Linked DNA regions of Homo sapiens: region 2 is linked to region 1. The links are chromatin contacts, found by Hi-C or POLR2A ChIA-PET in ENCODE. All regions are on one chromosome and are shown on one strand. Each heading gives the region's core, a stretch centred on a gene start or an enhancer-like site at or near the end of the contact. The rest is flanking DNA. Distances are from core to core; before and after follow the strand shown.

Region 1 (4,176 bases), core at 1,598-4,097:
GAGGGATGGCTCCCCAAAAGAGGGACAGGGATTCTGGGATGGTTAAACCGCAGAAGCCCGCTTTCCCTGGGCACTTTACTCCTGGGGCCCCAGCAGTCCCTCACTACTCACTGTCACCCTGGAACTTTCTCAGGCTTGAGTCAAATGCCACGCTCTTATTAGTCATATGCAACCTCCTTCTTGGAAGCCAAAGGTGTTACTGGAAAGGGGTCCCAATCCAGACCCCAAGAGAGAGTTCTTGGAACTCGTGCAAGAAAGAATTCGAGGTAAGTCCATAAAGTGAAAGCAAGTTTATGAAAAAAAGCAAAGGAATAAAAAATGGCTACTCCATAGGCAGAGCAGCCCAAGGGCTACCGGTTGCCCATTTTTATGGTTATTTCTTGATGATATGCTAAACAAGGGGTGGATTATTCATGACTTTTTCTTTTTTTAGACAATATAGGGTAATTTCCTGGCATTGCCGTGGCATCTGTAAGCTGTCATGGCCCTGGTGGGAGTGTAGCAGTGTGGACAACCAGAGGTCACTCTCATCGCCATCTTGGTTTTGGTGGGTTTTGGCTGGCTTCTTTACTGCAACCTGATCAGCAAGGTCTTTATGACCTGTATCTTGTGCTGATCTCGTATCTCATTCTGTGTCTAAGAATGCCTCAACCTCCTGGGAATGCAGCCCAGTAGGTCTCAGCCTTATTTCACCCAGCCCTTCCCTATTCAAGATGGAGTCGCTCTGGTTCAAACGCCTCTGACAAAGGGACTAATGAAATGACTCCAGGTCACCATGGACTCTGCAAATGAGGTTATCAGCCCTGCTGACCCCAGCCCTGGAGCACAGCGAGGACTAGGCCCAGTGTCTGGTCAACCCTCTGACAGCCACGTGTTAATGTTTGCTTCTTCTGGCCTCTTCCCAATAAGAGTGTCAATCAGTGTTTCCACCATTCACTCTGCGCGGCTCCCCTCTGTGACATCGGCTGCTATTGGAAACTTGCTTGATTGTATCTCGGAGGAAATCGCTGGTTTTTGTTCCGTTATAACAAATGTGAATGGCCCATCACCCTGGCCTGATGCCTGCGCCCCACCCCCATTTCCCTGTGTTCAAGGCTGACCCCCAGCGTTGGAACTTGTCCTGAGGCAGGTGGAGTGAATTAGCTGGAGGTCAGTTGCAGTCGTGCCACCCTTGACCCTTTCTCCCATCAGATGGCTCCTCCCAGTTCATGCCCTCCCGCCCCATCCACCATGTCTCTTTGATTGTTCTCACCATGCCCGGGAGGCCAACTGGGAAGGCATGTCACACCTGTTTTATGGAGGACAAAAGGCTTCTTGATGAGAAGCCACAAAATCCCTAACTCCCACTACATGGGGTGAGCTCTGTGATGGAATCAGTCATGCCGGTGTTAGAGCGTCTGTACTGGTGGCCATTTGGGTGATGCATTTCTTGACTCTCTCCGAGCCTTCCCTGGAAAATAAGGATAACCCCTGAACCCCTGGGATGGCTGTGAAGATGAAATGAGATCAACCAGGAATAGGGGATGTCAACTATAAAGGGCTGTGCACTTCAAATGAGATATCAAGCAGGAATAGGAGGTGTCAGTAGTAAAGGGCTGTGCACCCCAAAGGGGTCATTGCCATCTTCATCATCATCACCCTGATTAACCACCTCCCCTCTGGGGGGCCCACGGCAGAGGTGACATCTAGCCTCCATCCTGACAGCTGAGCAGGGGGCTGGGGAGAAGGAACCCGCCACAGGGACCCGATTCGCCTGGCGCTGACAGCTAAATTCCTGCAGGAGAAAGAAAAAGGCAGGAAGTGTGACCCCTGCCAAGGCAGCTCCCACAGTCGGACCCTGCAGCTGCTCTGAGTTCAAGAAAATAAGTGCTTCAGGGCATCTCGCAGCCAGAGAAAAACACAGTCATTATGGGGAAATGATAGACGCCAGCTGATTGAGTGAATTTTTCCCAGCCAAACCTGAAATTACTTGCGCTATTGATAAGGGCCTAACGGGAAAGGCACAAACCCCCCCGCAGGGAGCCCCTGCTCGCCCTTGATGGCAGCAGGGCCCGCTGGCCTCTGAGGCCTGGGGAGACCTCGCACCCCCATCCCCCCAACCCTTCTTCCTCCCCTGCAGTGGTGCTGAAACCCACCCTCGGGCGCCCACAGCTGGCCATCTCCCAGGGTGCCACAGAGAGCAGGTGCAGCCAGCGCTTGCTGGTTTATGAATGAGTTAACCAGTCCTCAAAGCAAGTATTTTTTACTAGAACCTGTCACCGCCACCCCCCCACCCCCAGAGGAATTGGCTGCAGCTTCATTGTGCAGATTTGGGGCTCCGGAATTCCCGTCTGGGCACTGTTTTGTCATTGCCAGGATATACATAAAGTTTACCATTTTAATCATTTTTCAGTGTACAGGTCAGTGGCATGAAGTCCACTCACATTGTTGTGCAACCATCACCACCATCTGTCCACAGAACTGATTCATCTTCCCAAACCGAAACTCTACCCACTAAACAACAGCTCCCCACCCCCCCAGCCCCGGCACCCAGCATTCTGCCTTTGTCTCTATGGATGTGACGACTGTAGGCACTTCACAGGAGTGGAATCACACAGCACTTGTCTGTTTGTGACTGCTGTATTTCACTTAATGTCTTCAAGGTTCATGTCTTCAAGGATCATCCATGTACTGGCAGACGTCAGAATTCCCTCCCCTTCTAATAAGGCTGAATAATATTCCACTGTATGGAGAGACCACATCACATTTTTTATCCATTCATCACTGATGGACAATTGAGTTGTTTCCACCTTTGACTATTGTGAATAATGCTACTGTACACACAGCTGTGCAAAAATGTGCTTGAGTCCCCGTCTTCAGTTTTTTTACGTATACCCGGAAGAGAAATTGCTGGATCATATGAGAATTCTGTGATGCTCTGATAATCCTGCCATGAATCTTTTGACGACCCTCCAGACTGTTTTCCACAGCAGCTGCTCCATTTTACACTCCTACCAATGGTGCGCAAGGGTTCCGGCCTCGCCACATCCCCACGAACACTTGTTATTTTCCGATTTGGGGTAGGAGCCATCCTGGTGGGTGTGAAGTGGTGTCGCACTGTGGTCGTGTGTTGTATTTAAGAACCCACCCACGTGTCTGTCTCCCATCGGACCACAATGCCAGAACAAGACCCCTCAGCCCCAGCACGTTGGCGGCCACAGGGTTGGAAGTTTGTGGAGATGGCACCCAGTCCATGCCGACTCCGCCTGCCTCCTGCCATCACCTCTCTCCCTCCAGTCTCTCGCCCCCGCTGCAGACGCTGCTTCCTTCCCCAGTGTTTCCACGGGGGTAGCCTGGCATCCGCCCCGCTCCTCGTGCAGGCCACAATTTGCTCTTCAAATTGCCAAACTGTTTACCAACAGCAGAATCTCCTTTACACCCTGCTGATCTGCAAAACCAGTCATTATCCCAAGTCTGGCCGCCTCAGCCTGGATGGTAACAACAGCTTAATAGGAAAATCAGCACAAATGGCTCAGAGGCCTTAATTGCTCTTCTCTGTTGAACCCCACGCCCTGCTACAGTTAGCCTCAGCCGAGGGGAGGTAGGAGGCCGTGATCAAGATTCAAAGAGAAGGCCAGGCGCGGTGGCTCACGCATGTAATCCCAGCACTTTGGGAGGCCGAGGTGGGCGGATCACGAGGTCAGGAGATCGAGACCATCCTGGCTAACACGGTGAAATCCCGTCTCTACTAAAAATACAAAAAAATTAGCCGGGCGTGGTGGCGGGCGCCTGTAATTCCAGCTACTCTGGAGGTTGAGGCAGGAGAATGGTGTGAACCTGGGAGGCGGAGCTTGCAGTGAGCTGAGATCGCGCCACTGCACTCCAGCCTGGGCGACAGAGCGAGACTCTATCTCAAAAAAAAAAAAAAAGATTCAAAGAGAAAAGGCTGCCTCCTTCCGGGGAGGACAGGGTTCACCTCTAAAGGGAACTGCAGCTCGTCACGTGGCGCCAAGCCTGTCCTGTAGACAGAGGCAAGGCCCCCTGAAGGATGGCAACCCTAAGGATTGATGGGGCCTCTTGTGTGCTCAGCTGGTGGGAGGCAGCAGGCAGTGTGATCACAGCTCCAGACAGACAGACTGGGATCTGATTTTGTCCCTGCCACTTCCCAGCTGTGTGAGTTGCTTGGCCTCTCTGGGC
Region 2 (3,806 bases), core at 880-3,379, 230 kb after region 1:
TTTAACTCAGTGGTTGGGCCAAATCTGGTCTAAAGCCAGTTCATGTAAATAAAGTCTTTACTGAAACAAAGCCACGCTCATTCATTCACATGCTGCTTATGGCCATGTGTGCACTAGTTCGGCAGCACTGAGCAGCACAGTGGAGACCACGGGGCCCCAAAAGCTGAAAACCTTTACGGCCCAGCCCTTCACAAAAACAGTGTGCTAACCCCTGCTCACCTCCAGCTTCCCATTAGAAACTAAATGTACTGGCCATGGCCCCAAGAACTCTGACGAATCTTTAGTCCTTATAAATCTGTCCACAAAGTGCATGAAAGACTGTCTTTTTGATATTTATTTGCACTCAGCATAAAACCATGCTTCATTCTACTGAAGTTTCTATCCCTTGTAAGCCTTTGCCACAAAACAGGGCGTGACCATTTTTTAAAATTTAGTTTTAGTTGCCAAGACATGGCCATTGGTAACTACACGTGGCAAGGACGGCTCAGTAACTGGAACTGTGAGAAAAGCCTTCGGATGTTCTTATGTTATAAGAGCTCCTTAACCTAGGTATTGCCCCAAGTTAAGTTTAAAAAGATGACAGGCTCAAACTCCAAATTATGCTACTATTCTAGAATCTTTTAAATGAGCTAGGATATGTAGGTATGAAGAACGAACGAATGAATGAATGAATACAAACAGAATAAAGCTGACAGGCTGCACTGCACCTTGAAATCAGCGATGCTTACCATTTTTATTGCACGGGCATCATGTCACCCCAGCAGAATATTCCAAAGAGCTGACTAACTGGTCAAACCTCACTCAATTTTGGCTTCTGTTTCCCATGAATAATGCCAAAGAATTTCCTTTTGCCATGCCTTCCTTCCTGGTAACCTCCCCTGGGATCCTGGTTACCTACATGAGTGCCCCGCTGCAAGTTGGCAAAGTGCACGTCAGGAATGAAGAGGACAGGCTGAGTATCGAGATCAATGAAGGGTTTGAAAACTGTGATATCCATTCGCTTGTGAGAGGGAAGCAGTGGCACTTTAACATCAGAAACTGAAAAAAAAAAAAATTAAAAAAGAGGAAGCCAAGGTCAAAGGATTACATACAGACTGGATGCAGGCCACAGAGTGCTCGCCTCTGAGTAAGATACTCCAAGTGTAGCACTCTGTAAGATACAACAGGGCACGCTGCCTGCCTAAGAATCCCAGTTTATGTAAAGGAATTTGTTGTGTGTATTTCCACTAAAATCAACTGAATGTCTTATCAAATCAAAAGGGAAAAGGTATCTTCAAACACACACAGACGCATATCCACAGAAGATTTGCGACAGAGGCAGAGCGTATTTAGTTTTCATTGGAAAGGCTAAAATGTATAATTGTGTAAACATAATTTGGAAGAAATTTCACCTCAGCTGTCCTCATTAAATAATTTACATTCCAACACTCATGGACCCATTGACTTCAGAACATATCAAGAAACTCGACAATGAGGTGAAGTGTAAGCATGCCCATCCAATTTTTAATTTAGTAAGTTAGAGACTCCATCTTCCCCAATGATCTGGCTGGCCCTGAAGTACTCAGTAATGAGGTCTCCTAGTTAGTCAGCTGCTCTCTGAAGTGTCACTGGGAGTTTGTACTTTGATACCAGTAGGAGAATCCTGACTAAGGTGTTGCAGGGCAAATGTCTGCTGAGCCAGACAGACCATTCAAAAGAGCTGCCAGAAGCCCATGTACTACAGATGGAACCCTACAGGCACAGAACAGCACTTTCTTCATTTTAGATACAAGATTTTGTGAATATGAATACTGGTCACAATTAAAAAAAAAAGAAAACAAAGCCTTCCTGGTGAAATGTCCAAACAGAAGCCCTATAGATTCTGCAAATATTAAAATACTATACTTTAGATACAAAATATGATCTTACTTGGAGTTAAGACATCTTGAATTCTCAAGACCATTATTATTACTTTAAAAAATCTAGATAAGTCCCAATTTTAACAGTGATTCATGCAGAACGTGTTGTCATTTTTCAAGACTGGAAACAGAAGTCTGAACTAGAACTGAGAGCCAAAAACGCTGAGGTCGGGAAAACCCAGGGATCTATCCTGTAGTCCCCAGGAAAACCCCTCCCGCTGAGCTGGCATCTGCTGCTGATCTGAGGAAGAGGCAGTGCCACACTGCAGAACAGGAAGAACACCCACTGTCTTCTGCGTGCAAACTCCAGCCACCATTCTCAATGGAAAAGGTCTGAAGCTTGCCGGGAACATTTCTACTTACAGGCATTCACCTGGGAGCTGGGGTCAGGACACTTGCCTTTTCTTTTGCTTTGCTTTCGTTCTTCATCCCTGATTTTCCGCTCAGCTCCCTGTAGGTTAAGAGAAGACAAGATATGATTCTGTTTTCCAATCTTCTTTAAAATATTTAACTCTTATCCTGACCAATGGAAGAAGAAGCCTTTCTCCCTTCTCTGGACAGGAACCCCATTACTTACTATATTCATGAGGCTTATCATAGTAGTTTCTTCTAAAAAGATTAGTCTTAAAATTATTTTTAATTCTATGAAATCACAGGGAACAACATTTATTTGAAAAACAAATAAAGCAAAATTCCGGCCGGAAGCGGTAGCTCATGCCTGTAATCCCAGCACTTTGGGAGGCCGAGGTGGGTGGATCATTTGAGGTCAGGAGTTCGAGACCAGCCTGGCCAACATGGTGAAACCCCACCTCTACTAAAAATACAAAAATTAGCCAGGCGTGGTAGCGGGCACCTGTAGTCCCAGCTACTTGGGAGGCTGAGGCAGGAGAACTGCTTGAACCCCTGAGAGGTGGAGGTTGCAGTGAGCTGAGATCACACCACTGCACTCCAGCCTGGGTGACAAAGCGAAACTCTGTCTCAAAAAAAAAAAGCAAAATTTCTCCTTATAATGGATGTGGTCGTGTTAAATGAAAGCTGAGAAAATCTGTGAGTATACCACATGCCTGCAAAGACACAAGGGTATTTTCCCTTTGTCCAGTAGGAAAAGGAAATGAAAGAAAAAACCCAAGTTGGCCCTACTCTTGAGTATACTCTCCTATATGGCCAAGGTTATCACTGAAGGCTGTGATTCAGTCCAAGGGCCTGGTATCAACCATGTGGCAGATCTAACCAAGCAGAATTCACAAAGTGAAGATGGAACTAGAAATATGCATCATCACTTAAAAGAGAACAAGTGGGCTGGGCGCGGTGGCTCACGCTTGTAATCCCAGCATTTTGGGAGGCCGAGGTGGGTGGATCCCTTGAGGCCAGGAGTTCACGACCAGCCTGGCCAACATGGGAAACCCTGTCTCCATTAAAAATACAAAAAATTTAGCCGGGCGTGGTGATGCATGCCTGTAATCCCAGCTACTCGGGAGGCTGAGGCAGGAGAATCAGTTGAACCTGGGAGGTAGAGATTGCGGTGAGCTGGGATCGCACCACTGTACTCCAGTCTGGGTGACAGAGTGAGACTCCCTCAAAGAAAAAAGAGAAAAAGTGTACTCAGAGTCCTAGAAAAAGACACTCGTGTACTCTGTATATCAACTGCTCAAAGACCGATAGTACCATGCAGCTGAACCCACAACAACAAAGTTCAAAAGAACCATATTAGTAACAAACACGGCCCAAAATCAGGCAATGAAGCATATTTAAAAACATTACATTTAATCATTTTGCTTGACTTATTGGAATTAATTTCTGGATGGTACAGATTTCTTTACATAGTGCTCCAGTTAAGGATGAACTGGTAGCTTATTTTTCTGTTAAATAAATTTGCTGAGAGCAAAAAGAGGCAATAAAAATCCCACT

Evidence for each region. Hi-C counts contacts between places; a loop is a spot of excess contacts on that map. ChIA-PET counts read pairs that join two places held with the same protein, here RNA polymerase II (POLR2A).
Region 2: a loop to region 1 is called in a map of mesothelial cell of epicardium, with 30 times the contacts of the local background. The contact joins two enhancer-like sites. A Hi-C loop is called at or near these places in 1 of 168 maps with a recorded cell type or tissue (mesothelial cell of epicardium). POLR2A ChIA-PET finds 5 or more read pairs at or near these places in 1 of 52 experiments (WTC11).

What each region holds. Positions count from the first base shown.
Region 1 is chr2:10,219,287-10,223,462 of GRCh38, reverse strand. No RefSeq gene overlaps it. Among named protein-coding and RNA genes, the nearest start is that of MIR4261, 29 kb to the right of the region's middle. Within about 2 kb of position 2,847, at least 2 of the 41 ENCODE cell types and tissues checked have a DNase peak (open chromatin) inside an H3K27ac peak, as active enhancers do.
Region 2 is chr2:9,989,239-9,993,044 of GRCh38, reverse strand. GRHL1 (grainyhead like transcription factor 1) reads right to left here. Exons shown (of 16, transcript NM_198182.3): 10 at 2,298-2,349; 11 at 899-1,038. It overlaps LOC124905970 (a long non-coding RNA gene), which reads left to right. Exons shown (of 2, transcript XR_007086207.1): 2 at 1-70. Among named protein-coding and RNA genes, the nearest start is that of GRHL1, 39 kb to the right of the region's middle. Within about 2 kb of position 2,129, at least 5 of the 41 ENCODE cell types and tissues checked have a DNase peak (open chromatin) inside an H3K27ac peak, as active enhancers do.